Regions from separate parts of the Homo sapiens genome. Here all the other regions are linked to region 2. Evidence: chromatin contacts called from ENCODE Hi-C or POLR2A ChIA-PET data. All regions are on one chromosome and are shown on one strand. The core of a region is the stretch at or near the end of the contact, and the rest is flanking DNA. Distances in the headings are between cores, read along the strand shown.

Region 1 (2,871 bases), core at 269-2,768, 150 kb before region 2:
TGAGGCAGCTAGATAAAGAATGGAGTTTAGTAGTTAAGTGGGACTAGAGGTATAAATTTGAAATTCATCGTCCTGTAGATGGTATTTAAACTCATGAGGCTAGATGAGTTTATCACTGGAATGAACATAAAAGGGAAAGAGAAATGCTTTAAGAACCGAGTCCTTGAGCAATCTGGTGTTAAAAGGCAGGGGTGATGAGAATGAACCAGCAAAGGAAATTAAGGAATGGCCACTATGTGGGATGAAAATTAGAAGAGTGTGATGTCTGGAAAGATAAGTGAAGACATGTTTCTAAAAGGAAGGAATTGACTATGGCAAATGTTGCTGATAGATCAGTTAATTTGAGGATTGAGTGTTTCAGTGGGTCAAAAGAGTGGGAGGAAAGAAATAGGAATTTTTCGTAAAGGATGGAGAAAAATGGGGCAGTAGCTAGAGAGAGAAGTGGGCTCAAGAGAATTTTGTTAATTAGATGAGAGAAATAAAAACATGTTTGTAACTTGATGGGAAAGATCCAGTAAAGAGGAAATTTTGTTAAAGCGGGGAAAGGGTAGAATTGCTGGAGTGATGTCCTTAAGTAGGTGAGAAGAGATGGGTTCTAGTAGAGGAATTGTCCTTTACTAGAAGCACAGTTAATTCATCCACAGTAACAGAAGAGAAGACAGGGTAGGGTATAGAGGTAGGCAGGTGGTAAATGTTATGGTGGAAGTGCATAGAAATATTCTTCAGATGGCTTCTATTTTATCAATAAGGAAACTGGGAGCTAGGATGGGGGTAGAAGTATTGGAAGGTTCATGCTCTCATTACCTCTCTGCCCTCATCTCCTAGTTGTCTTGGGGAGTGAGAGAATGAACTAAGGAAATAAAGTATAATTATCTGTCATCATTGAGATTATGGATCATAACTTTCAGTAAGACTAGTCAACATGGTTGTATGCTTTTCTCTGACTACCTTTAGTTATGCAAATTCAGGCATGATTGAGCCAAACAGTTGGATTTAAGTAGTATTAACTTATTATTATTATTATTATTATTATTATTATTATTATTATTATTAGGCCTGGCAGTTACAACATAAAGTTGAGGGACAACGGAATCAACTGCTTTGTATGAAAGAAAGTGGTGAGAATGACTTTTATTTAAGCTGAATAAGGAGGAAAGTGATGGCACAAGGGGTGTGAAGGATAGTGAAAAGTGCTTGGATCAATGGATTGTAGGCCAGAGGATGGAAGTTAAAGGATTGTTGGAGTTGGGGCACAAGAGGAAATGAAAAAAAAGATATAAGGTAGTGATTAGAGACAATGGGGTGCTTGAAATTAAGATTATAGAAGGGTTATAGCTTTTGGTACTAGGGTATGACTATGGAAGTGAAAGGCTGAAAGGCTAAAGGATTAAAAAAAGTAGAGGCTACAGCATCATTGGAGGAGAGGAGGTCAAGGATCAGAAAAGCTGGGCTAATGGAAAGATCATCTGCATGGAAAGAATTATGGAGTGGTGTCGAAGAATGTAAGAGCCAACCAGAAGCTAAACTCTTCAAGGAATAGGAAGTGGTGCCCTGAGGATAACAGATGACTGCAACAGGAAGAGTAGTGGTGGTACAATCTTGTAACATGAGATTCAAGGTTAAAATTGCTCATCTTATGGTCATGCATGACCTTCTAGTTACCAAAAATGGATCTGAAGTTTTATACAGAATTTGTCATCACTTCCACTTTCATGAAAAAAATTTTTTTTTTTTTGAGATGTTATGACCCTGGGATCTGTTGGTTTTCCTACCTCTCTATCAGTTCCTGCCCCCACCTCACCCCCTCTTTTTTGTCATCTCTTGGATTCTGCTTCTCAGTGGTAATTGCCTGGAGCTCCCTACATGTCCTCTCTTTTCACAGTTCACACACTTCCTGGGTGATCTCACTAATCTCATGGCTTCAACTTCCACCCAAATGCATGTGGCTTCCAAATCTGTGTCTCCATCCCCAACTATGCTCCATTGCTTCAGTCCTGTGTTTCTGACTGCCTACCAAGTTGCCCTTGGATGATTTTCAGGCAGCTTAAATTCATTCAAGACTGAATTAGTTATCTTCCTCTCCAAACTTCCTTCTTCATTTTTGAATTTCAGTCTACCACTAAGACACTTTTAACTCATCATAGTCCCTCTTCCTCATCTCCTATATGCAGTCAAGTCACCAATGCCTGTGGATTATATTTCTGAAAGATGAATTCTATTTCTGAAATGCTAACACTGATTAAATCCAGCTCTGCCTCCTTCAAAGCTATTTCTGCCCAACAAAAAGCTGAGGAACAAAAACAGAGGCATTGTCCTAGCTTTATAAGTCTAGGAAATATAGTTTAATAGATGTTCTATTTCTTTTTTTTTTTAATTATTAGTATACTTTAAGCTCTAGGGTACATGTGCACAACGTGCAGGTTTGTTACATATGTATACATGTGCCATGCTGGTGTGCTGCACCCATTAACTCGTTATTTAGCATTAGGTATATCTCCCAATGCTATCCCTCCCCCCTCCCCCCACCCCACAACAGTCCCCAGAGTGTGATGTTCCCCTTCCTGTGTCCATGTGTTCTCATTGTTCAATTCCCACCTTTGAGTGAGAATATGCGGTGTTTGGTTTTTTGTTCTTGTGACAGTTTACTGAGAATGATGATTTCCAATTTCATCCATGTCCCTACAAAGGACATGAACTCATCATTTTTTATGGCTGGATAGTATTCCATGGTGTATATGTGCCACATTTTCTTAATCCAGTCCATCATTGTTGGACATTTCAGTTGGTTCCAAGTCTTTGCTATTGTGAATAGTGCCGCAATAAACATACATGTGCATGTGTCTTTATAGCAGCATGAATTATAGTCCTTTG
Region 2 (3,251 bases), core at 316-2,815:
GTGTTGGGGAAGGTAGTGGGGAATTGTGGGATGGGGAGCACTATTCCCTTAGAGCACAACCATGTGATAAGCCAAGTGTGGTTGAGGAAAGAGTATGGCGTAGGATCCCAGCAATTTTACTAGGTAGGTTAATGTGGATAAGTTAAGTTCAGTTTTCTCATCCTGGGTCATCTCACTATTTCCTTATAGTATGAGCTAAATGTGATTGCCCTACCCCGAGCCCCATAGGCTGTCAACCTAATTTCTATCTGAATCACCCATCCCTCCTACCTGGCTAACTCTTAGATGGAGGAAATGAGACACAAGTAGGTCGCTGTGCTATGATCTAGATTTTTTTATATATGCAAAACCAACATCAGAGTGCTGAGGTAAGGGCTTTTCTAAGAAGGTTGTGTGTAGATGACACTGATCTACTTGAGAATGAAATCAGTCATCAGCTCAGTGTTATGAGGATCAAGTTCTATCCTTACCATGGGAAGGCAGCCGGGGCATCTCTCCTGGTCTTGGGTCAGGACATTTTGACTCCAGTATTGGTTGGTAGTAGTCAAGGTGGCTGAGGGGAGCACAATGCCCTGAGATATTGTATCATAGGGAAATTTGGAAGAGAGGACAGGGGATGGTACCTCTAGGCACTTCAACTGCAGGGGAATAATTGTGCCTTATTGGTTTCATTCTAACCCTGGTGACTTTTTGGATGAGATCCAATAATTTTCTGAATTCTGTTCCCAGTGAATACTCTTAAACCTCTTGTTCACTTCTTCAGCATCCTGTGTTTACCCTGATGGCAGTGCTAGTCACACTAAACTGAAATTATCTGAATAATGTCTCTCACATTAGAAACCTGTGGCTCTTCTATTTCTTTCCACAGCCTAGTAGAGGGGATCAAGACATGTTGAATTAGACTGAATTAAGCAAGGTCCCAGGATATGTTTATCTACTATTTTTGCAAAGGTGGCCCCATGCAGAAAGCCAGAGTTGTGAGAGCAAGTCCGAGCCTGTGGAGAGAGGTCCCCTGCTTACCACAGAGAGTGTGATAAGAATCTATTTATTGCCAGACACCTACCTCTTCTTCTCAACTGTAGTATTACCACCATGATGAGAATCATGATGACACCCCCTAACAGCCCAGCATACACTGCCCATGGTTTTGTTTCTGGAAAAAAAAAGAAGTCAAAGAGCAATCTCAAAAGTATTCTGAGCTTAAAAACATCTTACATGAAAGTGGGATAATGGAGCCTCATGTTCTATTTCTGCATTCTCTCCCAAGGGAGACGTTTGTTTTCATGGTTTTAGAGGTCAGCTTTAGACCACTGAAAATTTTTGTATCTGTTTTCTTATTCTAATTTCTCTCACTATACTTTCACATTCTTAATTTCATGAAGATTTTTCTATCCAAATGCTTTATTTTTAACTCAACTACCACATGTCTAACATTAAATTATCTTCATCTCTCCTAAGTCAATCTCTCTGCCCAGTTTCTCCATCTTAAGATTGCTAATGTGTCCTGTATCCATTTTGGGTAAAGAGAATATAATGGTTCCATGTGCCGTCCCTGTGAATTCACGCTATTCTCATGAGACACTGGGAGGAAGAAAGATCTACTTATCTTTTTTAAAAATAAACATAATAGTGCTATTGTTGTCCTTTCATGCAAATAACTGGGTTGAACCCAGCAGACCTGAACTGAAAGGAAAGTATTTAGTCTTTCCTCTAAATCATCTTCATGTTTAAAATTAGCCCGAGAACTAATCATCAAGGCTCAAAATCAGAGAGAAAACTTTTATTGTTTTCTCTCCTTTACCCACTTTATCAAATCCTTTTGAACTAGGAGCAACACTTTGACAAACAGTGAATGAGAATTATCACCCCCAGTAAACAAGACATGTAGCTCAATAAGATTATAATGAACAATTATTGAGCACTTGCAATGGGCCACATATTTTTAGTGCATCATGTGTACTAACATATTTAATCCTCACAATAATCTTACAAGGTAGGTACACTCATTATTCTCATTTTATGGAGAAGGAAAACAGCCTGGAGAACCTCAAGAACTAGAGCTTGGTTTAGTAGTAGAAATGTGGCTGAATACTAAAGACAGACTTCTTGGAGAGTTAGAGAGACTTATGGGCTTGGAAAAAGTTATACCGGGGTAATGAACAGTGGGGACCGAGCTGAAGCCCTAGGGTTCTAAGTAGAATATTCGCACTAAGGTTCTAAATAGAGTAACACCAGATGTTAACATTAATGTGTAAGGGAAACTTATAAGGATGATTGTGGAATAAGCCTGCTTGTTGTTGAACCTGTGAGGAATTTGTGGGGCAGAAATTGAAAGAAAAATAGTCGGGTTCCAAAGGAAAGAATCATGGTGGACACAATCAGATGTTTACAGAGTTGACCAAAGATACAGACAGTCTCAATGAATTCATAAAATGCAGCCTACAAGATCCAAAGGGGCCTCCAGCCTGATAGCTGGCAAGAAGTTGCCTTCTGGATTTGAAAAGATTCTTTTTCTCCTTAGGCCTTTCACACATCAAGTTAGCCCAAGGAATCTCACTGAACTGACTTTGCAAACACCTTGGTTATAGGTTCTATCCCCTAAATTAAATGTTTTAATTTTGCCAGATACCAACTTCAACAGTCTTATGCTCTGATTAAAAAAAAAAGTTAGGAGGCAGGCAGAGAGTTCTGAATTTGTATAAAGCATGACATTTTGAATCATTGCTGATGCTGGAGGAAGGAGCAGCTCCACTCTGAGTGACTTATGGTCACTGAGAACCCTCTGTGCAGGAGTGTGTGTGTGTGTGTGTGTGTGTGTGTGTATGTGTGTATGTGTGTGTTTGAGACAGATTGATTCATTCAAGGTTTATGATATCGACACTAGGAACCACTGGAGAAATCACTCTAATACTAGGATAAGAAGCAAAGCCAGTAGCCTGAACTTTGTGTTTCGTCAGCCTATGGAACTGATCCAGCAAACCATTATAGTAGCACTTACTATTTTGACTAGTTCCTCTTTCTTCTTCTATCATAGATACTTTGGGAACTTCCAATACAACAACTGATTTGAGAAGAAACACCCCCACCATTTATATCATTTTAAAAGATAATATTTCTTTCCAATTTCACTTGAGATTAAAAAAATAAAACCAACAGACAAAGTAGTACCTCTGAACTGGAAAATAAAAGACAAAACTGCACCAGTAATGCCTGGTGAGTCAGCCTCCTCTCCCTCGCGCCCGACGCCGGTT
Region 3 (3,100 bases), core at 1-2,500, 170 kb before region 2:
GATCACACACAAGTACACTATCAGGGAACATGCCTTCTTGCATCTACTCCAGTATTCCTCCCATGATACCATGTTGTCTCTAAAGAAGTTCTGGACTGTGAAATGCTTGAGGACTGGGATCATAAATCCAGCCTTGGTAATTTTGTTTCCAGATTGTAATTTTCCAGGCACCTAGCATATTTGCTATCCTTGCATTTCTTTCTTTCTTTCTTTCTTTTTTTTTTTGAGACAGAGTCTCGCTCTGTCGCCTAGGCTGGAGTGCAGTGGCCCGATCTCAGCTCACTGCAACCTCCGCCTCCCGGGTTCAAGCGATTCTCCTGCTTTGGCCTCCTGAGTAGCTGGGATTACGGGGGCATACCACCACACCCGGCTAATTTTTGTATTTTTAGTAGAGACGGGTTTTCACCATGTTGGCCAGGCTGGTCTCAAACTCCTGACCTCAGGTGATCCACCCGCCTCGGCCTCCCAAAGTGCTGGGATGACAGGCATTAGCCACCGCGTCCGGCCTGTCCTTGCATTTCTTGGTGGTTTACAGGATTATGACTTCTCCTTCTGTCTTTTCACTCACCCAATGTAATACACAAGGATCAATCATGCAAGTTATTATCAACTTAGTAAAAAGTGAGTAAATTTGCTGAATAAGATATGTTTTTTTGAGACAGCATCTCACTCTATCGCCCAGGGTGGAGTGCAGTGGTGTGATCTTGGCTGACTGCAACCTCTGCCTCCCAGGTTCAAGCGATTCTCATGCCTCAGCCTCCCGAGTAGCTGGGACTACAGGCATGCGCCACCATGCCTGGCTAATTTTTGTGTTTTTAGTAGAAATGGGGTTTCACCATGTTGGCCAGGCTGGTCTCGAACTCCTGACCTCAAGTTATCCACCCACCTCGGCCTCCCAAAGTGCTGGGATTACAGGCGTAAGCCACCATGCCGGGCCAGAATAAGATATTATATACCAAAATGTAAATAATCTTAGTTTTAGTGATTTTGGTCTACTTTACCGATAGGGCCTCTTGACACGGTTGATATCAAAGTGCTGCCTTGAACGGTTTTATGCGGTCCCTTGGACTTTCCCATTGATGTCTCCTAACTTTTTACTCTGTTGCTCTTTGTCCTTTACCCAGAACATGCTCCATAGCCATCCACCAGTGCCAGCCCATCTTTGAATGCTGTACTCAATTCCCTTGGCCTTTGCTTCTGCTTTAAAGCTGGCAGGCTTCTTTTACTTATATCAGCTTTCTGTTTGAACCTCAAATGCTCAAAAATAATTCCTTTTAAACATTTCCTGCCACCTTTCTTGGATACTAATGTAGTTCTCAGAGTGTATGGGGGATTACTCATATAAAGCCTCAGTGCTTCAAAGTGAGGAATAACTGTGTAATAAATAGATCTGGCCGAGGATGAAATGAGTGTTAAACAAGACAGTCGCTGATATCACCGGACGTTGTCTAGCTAGGCTGGGTAACTACCCATCAGACGTGTTACAGAGGCATTTAAACAGGTGATGGGAGTTTAAGGTGGCCTTAAGAGCTTTCCGACACTAAAAATGTCGTGATTCTGTGTTAGCAAATTTACTAGCAGATTGACTGCTCTTCTACTTTTATGAGTCTCCTAAACTGAAAATGGGCATGAGGGATCTTTTTGGGATGGTGAAATGTTCTAATATTAGACTGTGGTGATGGTTGTCCAACTGGATACATTTACTAAATATCGTTGAACTGAATACTTCACACCAATGATTTCATGGTATGGGAATTATGCCTCAATAAATCTGTTTTTAGAAAGTCTCTTAAGACTATAACTGCCATATTTTGAAAACAATGTATTTATTTTAAAACATACATTATATAGGTTTAAAGTGTATGCTAATAATTTATACACTTTTAAGAGGCTAGATATTCAAATAAGAAGTTAAATTTAATACCTGGAAAATTATCTAGAATATATTAAAATGATGCACACTTAAACATGGATGTAAATCACTACCAAAGCTGTTGCCCTATTTTAAAAAATTATTTAGTTAGTTTTAAATTTACATACAGTAAAACTTATTCTTTGTGGTATATAGTTTCATGGATTTTTGCAAATGCATATAGTCCTGTGACCACCCTCACAATCAAGATGCAGAACAGTTTCATCACCCTCAAAAATTCCCTTGTGCTACCAATTTGTAGTCATCCTCTCTCCCCACCTGCAACTCTGGCAACCACTGATGACTTCTCCGTCATTATAGTTTTGCCTTTTCAATGACATTATACAATATATACAGTTTGAAGAGAGATTTTCAAACTTAAAATTTATTCATTTTAATAGTTGAATTATGAAAATAATGGTTATTTTGGGGTTGGAGGGATTTCCCTGCTGGTAACTAGTCAGATGAAGAAGAGTGAGGTAGACGGAGGCAGTATAAGACTAGCCTGAATTCAGTCACACTTGTAGAATCACAGGTGGTTAGACTTGGAAGGGTTTTTGGAGTCATTTAGCTAACATCCCAATATGAAGAAACTGAGGTCCAGAGGGAAGAATGAGTCTCAAACTTGCGCAACTGTGTGGAGCTGGCCTAGCCCTCAATTTCCCAATAGTCAACTTCAGTATGCTTTCAACTACTATACGCCCTGATTCGTACTATCAGTTTTGCCTGACTCTGAGTTCTAGCACAAATTCTTCCCCTTTGAAATTCCTCTGCCACATCCCTGATTGCTGATGATCAAAACAATACTTGATATTTATCACTAGCACTGGAAAAAAGGACAATTTCTGAACTATCATCTCATTAAGTTATGATTCCTGACTCTTTGCATCATGAAACCATAACTCATTCACGACTCTTAACTCATCATTACTGGATGGGTGTTCATTCTGTTATAGGCAAAATGCCCAAGAGAAAATATACAATCCAGAATTAAGTCATTTTGAAAGGCAAGAACTGGAAAGACCATTAGAAATAACTTGAGGTGGTTTTTAGGCATCCTTAGGCATCTCCAAAGTTCCCACTGGGAGCACCTCAGGAGAGGGGTAAGGAAAAGGCTCAGTGGTAGCTGTGCCACCTCCTCTGATAAAACCATTTGTGATCACTTTCATTCTTCCTGAAAGGCTTCCT

The links. Hi-C counts contacts between places; a loop is a spot of excess contacts on that map. ChIA-PET counts read pairs that join two places held with the same protein, here RNA polymerase II (POLR2A). Pooled maps may share reads with other maps.
Region 1: a pooled map shows a loop between it and region 2 (4-fold over the local background). The contact joins two enhancer-like sites. A Hi-C loop is called at or near these places in 6 of 50 pooled maps. POLR2A ChIA-PET finds 5 or more read pairs at or near these places in 4 of 52 experiments (OCI-LY7, activated B cell, activated naive CD4-positive, alpha-beta T cell and 1 more).
Region 3: a pooled map shows a loop between it and region 2 (6-fold over the local background). The contact joins two enhancer-like sites. A Hi-C loop is called at or near these places in 2 of 37 single-sample maps with no recorded cell type and 9 of 50 pooled maps. POLR2A ChIA-PET finds 5 or more read pairs at or near these places in 8 of 52 experiments (B cell, H1, Panc1 and 5 more).

The regions. Positions count from the first base shown.
Region 1 is chr1:160,472,938-160,475,808 of GRCh38, forward strand. No RefSeq gene overlaps it. Among named protein-coding and RNA genes, the nearest start is that of SLAMF6, 49 kb to the right of the region's middle. RefSeq lists an enhancer at 1,308-1,497. Within about 2 kb of position 1,519, at least 3 of the 41 ENCODE cell types and tissues checked have a DNase peak (open chromatin) inside an H3K27ac peak, as active enhancers do; they include OCI-LY7, where a contact is called at or near this core.
Region 2 is chr1:160,623,033-160,626,283 of GRCh38, forward strand. SLAMF1 (signaling lymphocytic activation molecule family member 1) reads right to left here. Exons shown (of 7, transcript NM_003037.5): 4 at 1,064-1,153. Among named protein-coding and RNA genes, the nearest start is that of SLAMF1, 22 kb to the right of the region's middle. RefSeq lists an enhancer at 1,713-1,842. Within about 2 kb of position 1,566, at least 5 of the 41 ENCODE cell types and tissues checked have a DNase peak (open chromatin) inside an H3K27ac peak, as active enhancers do; they include B cell and OCI-LY7, where a contact is called at or near this core.
Region 3 is chr1:160,452,245-160,455,344 of GRCh38, forward strand. No RefSeq gene overlaps it. Among named protein-coding and RNA genes, the nearest start is that of VANGL2, 53 kb to the left of the region's middle. RefSeq lists an enhancer at 1,149-1,198. Within about 2 kb of position 1,251, at least 2 of the 41 ENCODE cell types and tissues checked have a DNase peak (open chromatin) inside an H3K27ac peak, as active enhancers do; they include B cell, where a contact is called at or near this core.